Linked DNA regions of Homo sapiens: regions 1 and 3 are each linked to region 2. A link is a contact called in ENCODE Hi-C or POLR2A ChIA-PET data. All regions are on one chromosome and are shown on one strand. The core of a region is the stretch at or near the end of the contact, and the rest is flanking DNA. Distances in the headings are between cores, read along the strand shown. Region 1 overlaps STON2 (stonin 2). Region 2 holds the start of TSHR-AS1 (TSHR antisense RNA 1). Region 3 overlaps TSHR (thyroid stimulating hormone receptor).

Region 1 (4,846 bases), core at 812-3,311, 130 kb after region 2:
CCACACTACACAACACTGCCAGGTCCTATGACAAGCTAAATGTAAAAGAAGGAATAAGACTTTGTCACTACCTTTAAGAAGTTCAGAGACTAGCAGAGGCAACAGGCAAATAAACCAACAACCACAATACAGCAAAAGCAATTACAATACAACACAAAGTGTTCTTATGGGTATATAAAAAGTGCTGTGTGAACCCAAAAGAGGAAATGACCAGTAATTCTGCCTGGGATAGTTGAAGCCAAACTGGCAAAGGAGCTGACATTTCAGTTGGGTGATATACTAGCAGAGAGAATGTCTGAAGACATTGAGACAGAGTGGAACGTGCTCAAGATTTGGAAGTAAATACATCTGGTTGGGATGCCAGCTCAGTATTCACATTTGTGAAATGTGAATAATTACTCAAAAACTTGAAGGGTTGTTGTGAGAACTGGAAAAAATACATGTAAAGAACTGAGCCCATGCAGAGGAAACTCCATTTTTAGTAGCTTTTAGTTTTTGAACAAATAACTGTTATTAGTCATATTGCCCAATATACATCTCCTATTGTAGATTTGTCAATCTCCAGAAATGCTTGCTTCTCAATACAATAATATTAAGTTTCTGAGGCTAAACAGCTTAAGCCTAGATCTTAAGCCCATGGTGATTTGCTAGCTTTGACCTCCCTCCTCACTTGAATATGACTCAAGCCCCAATGCATAACATGACACTGTGCACTGAGGGCAGTTGGCTGTCCCAATCAGAGTGGTTTATTAGAAGGCTGGAGGCGAGGACACAAAAACATCAGGACTAATGGGAGTAGTAGCCACTCTGGACTGTGCCTGTCTGTGGAAAACCATTTAGAACAGCATTTGTAAGCATGCACCATATCAGCTGCCCCTCTGTGCCCAGCTTACAGCAATACTCACTTTAATCAGCATCAGATACCCCTATCTGTCTACAAATTTCTGGAACAGAGGCTAACAATAAGTGTTAAAGTAGTCTAAGAGAGACAGTCTAATAAAGAAGGCCCAAAATGGCAGAACTTTCTCAATACACACAGGCTCTTCCTGTAGTGATGGAAAGTCTCACTTGGATCCAAGATTTTAATATAGATAACGAAATAGGCTCAGTATCCCTTCGGATGGTGCAGCAGGTTAGTGCTTCTGAATGTTAAAGCATTTATGCAACAACTCAGAAAGTGTTTGCAAGGCTGACTGGTTCTATACTGACATTTCTAGTCAAACTACACTCATTAAAGTAAGAGAATGACCATGGTGTCAGAATCCATAGTGGCAACTTCTGCTAATACACAGCTTTGCATATAAAGTTGATTGCATGACAAACTGATACAGAGGGTGTTTACATCATTTAATCATCAGAGAGGACACTGCAAATGTCTCCACAAGGAATACAGCATGTCAAGAGACAGCGGACTTGTGCTGTGCCACAAACAGGCTGTAGGGGACAGTGGGAAAATTATATAAGATCTGTAAGCCTCAGGTCCCTCACCTATCAAATGGGATAACGATGCCCTGCAGGATGTTGTGAGAATTACAGATGATGTGGGCAAGTACCTGACATGGTGCCGTACACAGAATGAACACTTAATGATTGTTTCTGCTATAATTAATGTAAGGCACTGCCATCTATAGTTTGGAGGGGCAGGAACAAGTAGAAAAATATTTGCTGAGTTGATTGCTTTTGTTAAATGGCTGTTAGACTGATTATATGGAATGGAGTTCAGTGAGGGTGTACATGTGTGGGGGGTGTGTGTGTGTGTGTGTGTGTGTGTAAAAGAGATAATGAATACAAATGAGAATGAGAATAAGAAAATGTGTATTGGGTGAGCAGAGGATAAGCAGAGAGAAAGAAGGGAAGAGACGGGGAAAAGTAGCTTTCAGAAGAAACATGTCTACCTTGTTAGTAGACCAAAATATTTGAAGGGCAAGCCTTCAATGTGTTATGTTGTTTTACTTTTACTCTGCTTTTAGTCATTATTATATGCTCCATCAGAGCCTGACACACAGCAGGCACTCAGTAAATATTTACTAAGTGCACACCTGGATCAAGCATTGTGCACACTTGCAGGTGTGGCTATGACTAAGCACAGAAAAAGGAAACCAACAGTGGTGGTGTGGGACAAGTGTCAAGCAGTGGCCCTGACAGGCAGAAGTGCCCTTTGCCCCAGTGGCTGAGTCATTGCGCCACCACAGTGACACACTGAAACAGGTTCCATTCACAACATCAATAATGACATGAGGTCATTCTTCCAACAAAGCAATGAACCCCAGAGAGAGGCTCCAAATCTTAACACAGGAAGGGTCTGCTTCCGTTTGTCACCCTCTTCCTCAGTGAGCAGATCAGGTACATGAAATATTTTACTGTCCCATCCTGGACTGGATTTTGCCTTCATTAACCCTATGACAACCCAAGGGGAGGTATATTTACAGTTTATATGTGAGGAAAATGAAACTCATAGAGCTTACATAACATGCCTATGGTCAAATATCAACCAGGTTTCGAAACCAATGCCCTTTTAACCTCCTTGAAGTAGAACGCATATACAGAAAAGTGCACATATCGTAGCTCCATATATTTTCACAGTTGAGCACATGCATGTAACCAGCACCCAGATCAAGAAACAATTGCCTTTGTGCTCCTGACCAACCTCTTCCCCGACCGTGAATAATGACTATCCTGACTTTTAACAACGGCATGAGTTTTGCCCAGAACACTCTAAACTACAGTAATCACTCCTTCCACCAAATTCCTCTGATTTTCTTATCGGCATCGCTCATTTGGAATTTCCCAATACTCTCTTGTAGAGTCAAATAGTTGTTCTTTTACGTATCTCATCTTTCTAATTATGATTAAAACCTCCTTGAGACCAGGGTTTTGTACATTTTTAGATTCCCCCACACACCTATTATGGAGGAGCCACTGTAAAGTGTATCTACTTAAGAGTTATTTTCTGGTTACTGTGTATCTGACACTGTTTCAAGCACTTTACGTGGATTATCTCCTTTGATCCTTTCAACAACCCTGTGAGGTAGGTACTGCTCTTATCTCCCTCTTACAGATGACAAAACTAAAGCACAAAAAAGTTAAGTAACTTGCCCAAGCTCACGCTGTTAGAGATGGAATCAGGGCCGGGCATGGTGGCTCATGCTTGTAATCCTAGCACTTTGGGAGGCCGAGGCAGGTGGATTGCTTGAGGTCAGGAGTTCAAGACCAGCCTGGCCAACATGGTGAAACCCTGTCTCCACAAAAAATATCAAAAATTAGCTGGGTGTGATGAAACAGGCCTGTGATGAATCTCAGCTACTCAGGAGGCTGAGGCATGAGAATTGCTTGAGCCTGGGAGGCGGGGGTTGCAGTGAGCCAAGATCGCGCCACTGCACTCCAGCCTGGGTGACAGAGTGAGACTGTCACAGGAAAAAAGGAAGGAAGGGAGGGAGGGATGGAATCAGGATTCAAACCCAGGCATTGTTACTTTAGCCTTTCTTGTTATTCTGTTTTTTTGGCAAACTTTTTAAAAAGTATAAAATACACAGAAAATAACATAAATCATAAGTTTAAAGTTCAATAGCTTTTTACAAAGTGAAGACATGTAGGTAATTCACTATCTCAAAAGACAGATCCCCAGAAGACCCCTTTGTACCCCCTTCCTATCACTAACTACCTCTTCCCCCAGGGTAACAATTATTCTGACTCCTAACACCATACTGTAACGTGCTTGTTTTTGAACTTAGATAAATGAATTCATATAGTATGTTCTCTTTATGTTCATGAGATTCATTCATTTCATTACATGTGATGTGTTAGTTTGCATTTCTGCATCGTATTCAATTGTGTGAATGTGACACAATTTATCCATGTTAGTGTCGATGGACATTTGAGAGCCAGGCTTCTATGAATATTCTTGCACATGCCTTTGATGCACACATGCTTGCTTCTGTCTTGGGTACTCAGGAGCAGAACTGCTCTCTCACTGGATATGCAAAGCGACTATGCCAATTTACACTCCCACCCACTGTGTATATGTGTTCTGGTTGTTCTACATTTTTACCAACACTGGATACTGCCTGTTATTTTCATTTGAGCTATGACGGTGGGTGTGTGGTGTGTTATATTGTGGATTTTACTGAACTTTCACTGATGAACACTGAAGGTGTATACCTTTTCATATGTTTATTGGCCATTTGGATAGCCTCCTTTGTGAAGTACCTTTTCAAGGCTTTTGTCCATTGGGTGGTCTGCTGTCTTCTTGTTGATCTATAGAAGTTTTTTTTATATATTCAGGATTTGATTTCTTTGTTATTATGTATTTATTGCAAATATCTCCTCCTCTTATGCTGCAGCTTGCCTTTAACTTTCTTAATGGTGGCTTTTGCTTAATAGACATTCTTAATTTACATGTGGTTTAATTTATCAATTTTTTCCTTTATGGTTAGTCCTTTTTAAGTCTCGTTTAAGATATATTTTTAAGGGACTTACCTTATTAGAGATTGACTGGTGGGATTGTCAGTTAAGGTTCCTCACCCTGATGTAGTCACATGCTAACCCAAATCAATGCAAAACTTTTCGCCTGGTATTTGGTTCTTTTGGAAAATGAAAATGAATCTGAAAATGGTTGTTGCTCATTCATGAAGATAGTGGTACTCAGCAAAAACCAGCTATAACTCCTTGCCAGCGACCCAAGAGCTGATCTAGCTCTGGCCTTTTCTGAGCTTGGCCTTTCTGCTTGATTATTTAACTTCCCCTTCAACTCTGTGAGCAGCCCCCACCCTCAACTTGCAATACACTCTCCTTTTTAATTTTTTTTAATTGCAACCAAAGAATCCTATTGATTCTTTTAAATCTCTCT
Region 2 (4,433 bases), core at 681-3,180:
TAGCTGAACACATGGAGGTTCCTAAAGGGTGGCATATCCAGGGAGGTCACGGAAGCTCCATGCCCCTTCTCCCCTACCTTGCCTTTGCCTCTCTTCATCTGTATCATTTCTAACATCTTTTATAACAAACCAGTAAACATAAATGTTTCCCTGGGTTATTTGACCCACTCCAGCAAATTAATTGAACCCAAAGAGGGAGTTATGAAAACCCCAACTTGAAGCTGATTGGTCAGAAATTCTGGAGGCCTGGAGTTGCAACTGACATGTGAAGTAGGGGCAGTCTTGTGGGAATGAATCCTCAACATGTGGGATCTGATGCTATCTCCAGGTAAGCCACAACAGAATTGTAGAATTTGTTGCTTGCTTAGTAGCAGGAAGAACACCTCCACCCCAGTTTGGTCACAGACATCTTCTGTGTTGATTGTTGTTAAGAGAGAGAATAGAAAAAGCACTTTGAGTTTGAGTGTGGTTTTTTCCCACAGAAGTCTTTATTGTCTACAATTCATGAAGCAATTTAATGTTGTTATGCATTATATTTCTTCCACTTTCCTTTAAAACTTAACATTCTAATTTTTCTCTCACAGTCAATATTTTGACCTATTCATGCTTACCAATTTCTTTGTTTTCCATTTCTTCTTTCATCCTCTTTTGAATTTCCATAATCTTTTTTCTAAAGTTTATTGTTTACTAGGTCTTTCTGCCTGGATAGAACTTGTAAATAATAAACACTTTCAGTTTTTATTTTAAAATATCTTTATTTCATCCTGACTGAAATAATATTTTTAGCTGGGTCTAGGTTCCTAGATTGAATTATTTCCCCTTAGTACTCTGAATACACTAACAAGGTCTTTATCCTCGTTTTTAATGAGGAACCTGCTCTTAATGGGTAAGTAGTCATCTCCGAAGTCAGACTGGGTCCAACTTGACTCCACCACTCACTTGCTGTGTGACTTTGGGCAAAGTCTACAATCTCTCTGTACCTCACTTTTCCTATCTGTAAAATGGGGAGAAATCTAAAGCGTAGTGCATTGGGTTATTTAAAGATTCATACATGTGTAGTGTCTGAGACATAAAAAGCATTTGGCATTATTCCTATTTATTTGCTCAAGATGAGATGCCTTCTTGCGTTTGAATTGTTGTGTTACATTGCTCCCAGAAACATCTTGATTAGATGATTTTTCCCAGAAAAATAACAGATGCAGTCAATAAGTGCTGCTCCCACCGAGACACCAAAATATCCCGTAAACCAACACACTCTGAGCAGATCTTCGCAGTGAAACGCTGAGTCCACAGAGCGGCCACACAGACACGAGGCTGAAGAGGAAGGAAGCTGGGAACCCTGCGCGGGGTGAGTGCCAGGACTAGTTCCAGGCCCAGAACGTTTCCTAGGGAAGGGTTGAGTAAAGTGACAGTGGGGCAGCCCACTCTCCTCACGTATTTCTGGGATCCCAGCTATAAGAGATCCTATGACCCCCACAGACAGTTGAATTGGCAGGGGGATCTGCCCAGGGAGTAGGCAGAGACAGAGCTCCAGGTTGCAGGGAGCCCAGGGGGTTTTGTGTGCATGGCAGCTGCAGAGGAAGGTGGCTATAGGCGCCTATCCCCCAAGGCTCCCCATCTGACCTCAACTTACCAGTGAGCCAAGAGAGAGCAGGGCGGTCCTTCCTGCGGGACTGGGGCGCATATGTTCTGCGGGACCCCCTGCACGCAGCCCCTCCCAAAGCCCCTGTCTGGTTGTTCCTGCAGGAGTGTGTGCACTGTGCCGCCTCCGCTGCCCAGCCTGAGTTCTTGCTAGCGACCCCGCCTGAATGCTTTCCAGGCAGCTTGGGAGCACTTCGGATCCCCCAACACAGCAGGGGTCTGACCCCGAGGGGCCGAAAGACAGAGCCCAATGCCCCAAGGTTGCAGCACAGAGCTCAGGAGTGCCCAGCTGAGACCTGTGGCTGGTGCGCAAGCGCGGGGGAGGAGCCTCCACTCAGAACACTGGGAGGAGTGAGAAGCAGTTCGTGGGCCAGCGCGGGATGAGACTTGTCTCTCTCAGGGCCTTTCAGGGAAGGGTTGCGGCCTGTCTGCAAGCCTTAGCCTCTGCCGGAGAGAGCCCCCACAGCTCCGAACACCTAACAAAGGAAACGTAAGTGCAGCTCCAGTGATTGGAGGGGGCTCCTCTAAGGGCCAGGAGAGGACTTGGCAAAAGGATCATCTCTCTCCCCTGAACTATGGAGCATGACTGCGAATACAAAATACCAAAGAGCCAGCGCTGAGTCAGAGCCTGCCGGCAATTACTCTTAAGCGCCATCTACTGGTTTGCCGCCGAAATTACAATTTCAAAATATTCTGCCAGTATAGAGCACCTGTAAAACCCAGAGCAAGAATCTAGCCACAAAGATCCCATACAGAGCCTTGGCCCTCTGAAAGTATCCAGAAATGAAGCCAATTGACTATACTCAACATATACCACAGTTAAGCCCTCAAGGTAAATGAATAATATAAAAACAAGACGACAAAGGAACACCAGCCCTCTCAAAAGAGTCAGCACAAGAACTCTGGCAATTCAAAACGTCAAATAAGCATACTAGCCCCTCAGCAAGGACTGAAATGTCCGGAATGACAGACATAGAATTCAGAATCTGGATACCAAAGAAGCTCATCAAGATTCAAGAGGAAGTAGAAACCCAATCCAAGGAATCCAGTAAAAATGACCCAAAAATTGAAAGACAAAATAGCCATTTTTAAAAAGAACCAAACTGAACTGGAATTTAAAAATTCACTACAAAATTTTCATAATAGTGTTGGAAGCATTAACAGAGGAATAGATCAAGCTGTGGAATCTCAGAGCTCAAAAACTGATTCTTCAAATCAACTCAATCAGATAAAGAAAAAAATTTTAAATATACAAATCTTCAGAGAGGATACTCAATCTGTATCCACTGAACAATTTCTCATTTCCTGCTTCCTCCAGTCCGGAGTAACCACCATTCTACTTTTTGTTTCTAAGAATTTGATCACTGTAGATAACCTCATTTAAGTGGAATTGTGTAGTATTTATCTTTTTGTGATTGGCTTATTTCATGTATGTGAAATGTAAAAAAAAAATGAAGCTAACAAATATTTTATTAAAACTAAACATTAATGTGTTTCATGCCACTGAACTGTACACTTAACCATGGCTAAAATGGTAATCATATTTTATCACAGTAAAAAAAAATGGAAAAACACTCTCAACGCTAACTGTAACACTAACTGTAACAATTAGACCAGTTAGAACAAAAAATTATTTCTTATGGGAAGGTGTTCTATCATTGACATAGTTTAGGATTGCTGGCACATGGTAATAATAAAAAGCACACTACATGTAATCAATTTAATAATGATTGTGTTTATGTTCTCGGCCAGCAGTTCACCTCCTTATTGCCCGTCCCCCAGGACTGACTGCCCCCCTCCCTGGGCACAACACTACTGCAAAATATGCCAAGAGCAGGATTTGATAGCTTTACCATGAGGCTGTCCAGCAATGTGGGCTCCCATGCTCACATATTTAAAGTGGGGTTTTTCAGTAACTGTCTTAGTCTGTTCAGGTTGCTGTAACAAAATACCATGAAATTGGTAGTTTCTAAACAATTGGCATTTATTTCTCAGAGTTCTGGAGACTGAGAAGTCCCAGATCAAGGGGCCAGCAGATTTGGTGTCTGGTGAGAGTCTGTTCCTTGTTGCACTCTCACATGGTGGAAAGGGCTAGCTAGTTCTCTGAGTCTCTTCCTAAGTGCATTATGCCCTCACTGCCGAAAGACACCCCGTCTAATACCATCACCTTGGGTTAGAATGGCAGCATATGAATTTGGGGGTGTAGAAACATTCAGACCATAACAATAACCACAGGACATTTGTCTCCAAGTTTCTATATTCCTGATGCATCCTGCCATGAAACCCGCAGAAGCCACGCCCACTTTAATTGCATTAGGGAGCTCTCTTAGGAATAAACTTATTTCACCATCAGATTCACCAGAAGGGAAGTGATATGAGGTAAGGCTAGACAGATCTCCTTCAAGCAAACAAACATACTTTTTTTTTTTTCTGTGAAAACATTCTTTTCCTTTAACTCATTGAACTATTAGGAGAGGGCAAAAACAGAACTGACTACTTTGCCAACCCCCAAGTCTTCACTGAATGACTCTTCAGAAGGACTTTGCTGTCATGGTCCCAGCCAGTGTTTTTATTTGTCTCTCTGTCTTTTCAGAGTGGTGAGTACAGACAGTGGAGAGTGAAGAACTGTCCCCAGAATATCTCCTCTGAACAGAAACAAGAGACCAGGTTGGCTGCAAGGCCACAGCCTCTTATTAACAGGTGTAGCTAAGATGGAAACATTTGTTCCTGGAAACTGAGGTGACGAAAAGACCCATCCCATCCTAAGCTAGGGATGGAGTATCTTGACCTCA
Region 3 (4,718 bases), core at 275-2,774, 200 kb before region 2:
CCTCTCTCAGTTGATGTGAAATTCACACAATATAAAATTAACCATTTTCAAGTATAACTACCATTCAGTGGCATTTAGTACATTCACAATAGTGTACAGCCAGCACCTGTATCTAGTTCCAAAATATTTTCATCATCTCAAAGGGGAGCTCGTGCCGATTAAGCAGTCATTCCCCATTCCCCACTCCTCCCAGCCCCTGGAAACCAGGAATCTGCTCTCCGTCCACATGGGTCTACCTATTCTGGATATTTTGTGTAAATGGAATGCTACCTTATGTGACCTTTGTATCTGACTGCTTTCACTTAGCATAATGCTTTCAAGTTTCATCTAAATTGTAGGGTGACAAAGAGTATGGGCAATCAGACAAGTGACCCAAAGGGAAAACAGATGTAAACAGGCCTGGCTAAAGCTTGCAGCAATTTTTGGACAGGTTCATTTCTAACACATCAATGTAGATAGCAGCCCCATTCCATGCTGTAATACCTTATACCTTAGATACAAAAATCTGAACATCAAAAAAATCTGCGTACTTGGCCGGGCGCGGTGGCTCACGCCTGTAATCCCAGCACTTTGGGAGGCCGAGGAGGGCGGATCACGAGGTCAGGAGATCGAGACCATCCTGGCTAACACAGTGAAACCCCGTCTCTACTAAAAATACAAAAAATTAGCCGGGCTAGGTGGCGGGTGCCTATAGTCCCAGCTACTCGGGAGGCTGAGGCAGGAGAATGGCGTGAACCCCGGGGGGCGGAGCCTGCAGTGAGCCGAGATCGCGCCACTGCACTCACGCCCGGGTGACAGCGAGACGCTGTCTCAAAAAAAAAAAAAAAAAAAAAAAAAATCTGTGTACTTATTCTCAGAGGCTTAGAGCTACCAAACATACTTTCCCGTGTCGAAAGGTTTTAAGAGTTCCCATCTTGTGAAGGAGGCTGTTTCTAGCCAGTTGGCAGAGGAACACTATGCATTTATCCCTTCTGGATCTCATGGCAATCTTAGGCAACATTTCTAGAAAGCGGCGACTTAATAGCAATGCATGAAGCCATTATTCATAACTCTTTTAGAGTCAATATTCATGCAAAGGGCTTTTCTCTGTTATAAGGAAGCTGAAGAACAATTCTAACAATATCCTATTTCTATCGATGTTTCTTATAATAATATTGGCTTCTATGCCTTTTTTTAAAATCTCCATTAACAAATTTAACCAATGTGCCAAGGAAGAAAATTTGCTGTGAATTGGAAAATGTTTAAATGAGAGACATAAATTATTCTTCACCTTATGTTTACCAGAGCTTACTTCTCAGTTATTTTTCCCCAACCTGCTTTAGATGTGGAGGCAGAAGAGGTGTGGTATAATTCTTATCTCCCACCATCGCCCTGGGTGGGAGATTCTATTTACTCAATTCACAGGGTGAACAAACTAGTAAGATCTGTAAAATCTGCTCTCCCCACAATGAGTGATTATACGGAGCTCATGAGCTAATGCTGGTAGCATGATGTAACAGAATACGCCTTGATCACAGGTTAGCTATTATTACTAATGCGGTGGTAGGTCTGAGAGCCTGTCAGATGTGGCCTGATTTAACCCTCGGTGTGAGCATTATATCAATTTGTGGAGGGCAAGCTTCCATGCAGGGACCATCCAGCAGCTGTTTGGCATCAGGGTTGCACAGCTTTATTAGGAAGAGCAACACTTGTCTACTTTTCAAAGGGGACATTTTAAAGACTTCCAAGAGTTCTTATCTTCTTCCAGATATATTCATTCCCAGTAGGGTAAAGGGACTGAAAGTCTAACTAGGGGGTCTCTGTGCCAATAGAGCACATAAATCTGTAAGAATGATTTATCTGTTCTGTGTCAGAGTTTGGCTGAAAATCCTGTTAGTACTGCCAAACCCTCCAGATGCCCATATTTAATGCTTGGTTGGCCTTATGTAGCATAACCAAATTGCCATTTCACAACCACCCTCAATCCCTGGAATCTAAAACAACAAAGCCAGAAGCTCTGAAATGTGCTTTATGAAGCATGAAAGAATCTTTTAAGGCTCTGTCTGATTCATTTCTGTGTGATGATAGAAGGTCTAATGTACTTGTGAAGGATTCCTTTTACTCGTAAGAAACTTGGCACTTTATAGAAAGTATGTATTTCATGACCAAAAAAATAGGGTGGCTTGGAGGGATTGTGCTTTCTTTTTGTATTGTATCCAATATGTTCAGTATCAACAGCAGCAAAATAAAGAGGAAAAATATCTGGTATAAAGCTATGTCAGCTAAAAGTCACGGTGAAGAGCAGAGGACAGTTTTCCACTGAATTCAGGGAAATTATTGCATGACTATGTGAAAGGACTACTTACACAGTAAGAGTGCTAAGTAGAAATGGACAGTGGAAGTCAGGAGACCTTCCATAAGTCCTAAGAATCTTAGCAAGGCACATAATCATTCTGTGTCTTACCTTTTGTATCTATTAAAGGAAAACCATAAGATGGTCATGTCCTATTTCAGAGAACTGTTAGGAAGACCAAGGACATCATTGTTCAAATGTTCATGGAGCTCTTCCTATTCAGGGACAATCTTCCCCATTCAGCAGAGTAAGACTATGGCAGGTTATTGTTTGTCACATATTTTGAAGAACACAAATGTATTATACAGGGATTCTGAAAGAACTTGACTATTAAAACAAAGCAACACAAATGAAGTATTTCATTTAAAAGAATCTACACCCATCCTTTTCTTCTCCACTTTTGTAGCAATACAAAATGAGTCCCTCCACCTACATCCATGTTCTTTTGGTTTCCTCACCCTATTTTGACTTTTTCCTCCCTCTCCTACTCTCTCAGATGCTTTTCACAGCTATCTAAACACACTCAAGTATCTTTCCTCTAAAAAAATTTCACTCCAATACGTTCTCACATTTGCGTCCACCTACCACTCCTTCCCTGCCTCTATCCTTCCCTTCACAGCTAAATGTTCATAAGGAGCTTTCTCATGTTGCTCTTCTGATTTTTTTACTCCCCATTCACCATTTAGCTTGGTGCAATCTGGCTTTTGCCCCCATTACTTAATTGAAAAAGGTCTTGCCAAAGTCATATTAACAACCTTTGTTGCAAAATCCAAAGGACATTTTAGATTCTTTCCTAAGTTGAATGCTCAGTAGCTTTTGTCACTGCTGACTGCTTCCCTTGGTTTTCTCCACATCATACTCCTTGATTGCCTGGTGCCTTACTTCAGGTCTTCTGAGCAGCACAGGAGGCAGGGCTGCTGTTGCATAATGGGGAGGATACTGAGCTGGTTAGGTGTGCCAACTGCACTCCTTGCAGCTTAACAGCAAATGCATTTTTTTTTTTTTTGAGATGGAGTCTCACTCTGTTGCCCAGGCTGGAGTGCAGTGGCACAATCTTGGCTCACTGCAAGCTCCGCCTCCCGGGTTCACACCATTCTCCTGCCTCAGCCTCCCGAGTAGCTGGGACTACAGGCACCCGCAACCACGCCCGGCTAATTTTTTGTATTTTTACTAGAGACGGGGTTTCACCGTGTTAGCCAGGATGGTCTCCATCTCCTGACCTCGTGATCCGCCCGCCTCGGCCTCCCAAAGTGCTGGGATTACAGGCGTGAGCAAGTACATTCTTAAACGAAGCCCTCACTTCCACAACAGCCACAGCCCACCCCTTGCAAGATACAGATCTGGTTCTCCACATACCTTTGGGGAACAGGTTATCCAGGATTCCAGTGGGCCTGTCTTCCTGAGGAGAAGCTTGAAAGAGGTAACTTAGGGAGTAGTCTGACCCCTGTTGCAGCGGTTGGTCTGTCTGGGATCACAATTGGTACTTATCATCTCTCTTCCACTGTTCATTTTAAATTCCCCCTCAGCTTTCACCTCTGCTGGTCTTGATGACTTATCTGCTGATATGATCAAAGCCTTCATTTTTGAGGGCCTGAACCCATAGTTACCATACTTTTCTTAGGCTGGGGTTATTGCACTTGTTTGTCTATAGTCACAATTGAGCAAGTATGTCCAACTGGATCATCTGAGTTCCAAATATATTTCTCCCTGTCCTCATTGTGTAACAGCAGCCCTGCTTCTTCCTCCTGATCAGGGTCAGTTACTCCTAACAAGATATTGACTTCTTCAGCCTGCTGGTCTCTGTATACAAGAAGTCCTGAATGCCCAAGTGGCAGTCATAGCCTGAGTTCTCCACAGAGCCTAGTATTATAGGAAGAGGAAACACAGACTCTTTCAGCGAATCATTGAATGTGATAAGTGGACTCTCTCCTGCTTCTGCCCAATGGTTCCCAGACCAATATATTCTTCCTAATTGGGATAACATCCATATAGAGGTTTGTGATGCAGTGTCTAGCCTGCATGATGATACCCCACCATGGCAGATGCCATGATGTAGGCAATTGCCTACAAATTGGCATTCCGGTTGTGCCTTTGGTAGGCTCTTGCATTGCTCTATAGAGCTACCTTCTCTGGATTATGTGATATGTGATAAAACCAGAGGATCCCATGGTCACAGGCTCATTCGTCTCCTCCTCTGTGAAGTGTGTCTCTCATGGTCGGATGCTGTGTTATATGGAATTCTATGTCTGTGGATCACTTTCAAATCCTCCAGCTAGTAGTGCTGCCTGGGACTTTGTAGGTAAGAAAGGCAAACAGTTATCTAGAATAAATGTTTACTACCATGACAATAATTCACAGGTCCTTCCAGGAAGAAATGGCTCAATGT

The links. Hi-C counts contacts between places; a loop is a spot of excess contacts on that map. ChIA-PET counts read pairs that join two places held with the same protein, here RNA polymerase II (POLR2A). Pooled maps may share reads with other maps.
Region 1: a loop to region 2 is called in a map with no recorded cell type, with 5 times the contacts of the local background. The contact joins the enhancer-like site here to the promoter of TSHR-AS1 in region 2. A Hi-C loop is called at or near these places in 7 of 37 single-sample maps with no recorded cell type and 4 of 50 pooled maps. POLR2A ChIA-PET finds 5 or more read pairs at or near these places in 1 of 52 experiments (K562).
Region 3: a map of motor neuron shows a loop between it and region 2 (3-fold over the local background). The contact joins the enhancer-like site here to the promoter of TSHR-AS1 in region 2. A Hi-C loop is called at or near these places in 7 of 168 maps with a recorded cell type or tissue (B cell, GM13977, Ramos and 4 more), 4 of 37 single-sample maps with no recorded cell type and 14 of 50 pooled maps. POLR2A ChIA-PET finds 5 or more read pairs at or near these places in 7 of 52 experiments (A549, HEK293T, MCF 10A and 4 more).

What each region holds. Positions count from the first base shown.
Region 1 is chr14:81,301,315-81,306,160 of GRCh38, forward strand. The region is part of intron 5 of STON2 (stonin 2); the gene reads right to left. Among named protein-coding and RNA genes, the nearest start is that of GTF2A1-AS1, 83 kb to the left of the region's middle. RefSeq lists an enhancer at 2,102-2,246 and a cis regulatory region at 2,169-2,179. Within about 2 kb of position 2,062, at least 13 of the 41 ENCODE cell types and tissues checked have a DNase peak (open chromatin) inside an H3K27ac peak, as active enhancers do.
Region 2 is chr14:81,168,476-81,172,908 of GRCh38, forward strand. It overlaps TSHR-AS1 (TSHR antisense RNA 1), which reads right to left and starts at 1,931. Exons shown (of 9, transcript XR_007064290.1): 1 at 1,634-1,931. LOC105370594 (a long non-coding RNA gene) reads left to right here and starts at 297. Exons shown (of 2, transcript XR_944073.3): 1 at 297-328; 2 at 1,186-3,360. RefSeq lists enhancers at 1,656-1,715, 1,936-2,305.
Region 3 is chr14:80,972,592-80,977,309 of GRCh38, forward strand. The region is part of intron 1 of TSHR (thyroid stimulating hormone receptor); the gene reads left to right. Among named protein-coding and RNA genes, the nearest start is that of TSHR, 19 kb to the left of the region's middle. RefSeq lists enhancers at 228-729, 730-1,229. Within about 2 kb of position 1,525, at least 2 of the 41 ENCODE cell types and tissues checked have a DNase peak (open chromatin) inside an H3K27ac peak, as active enhancers do.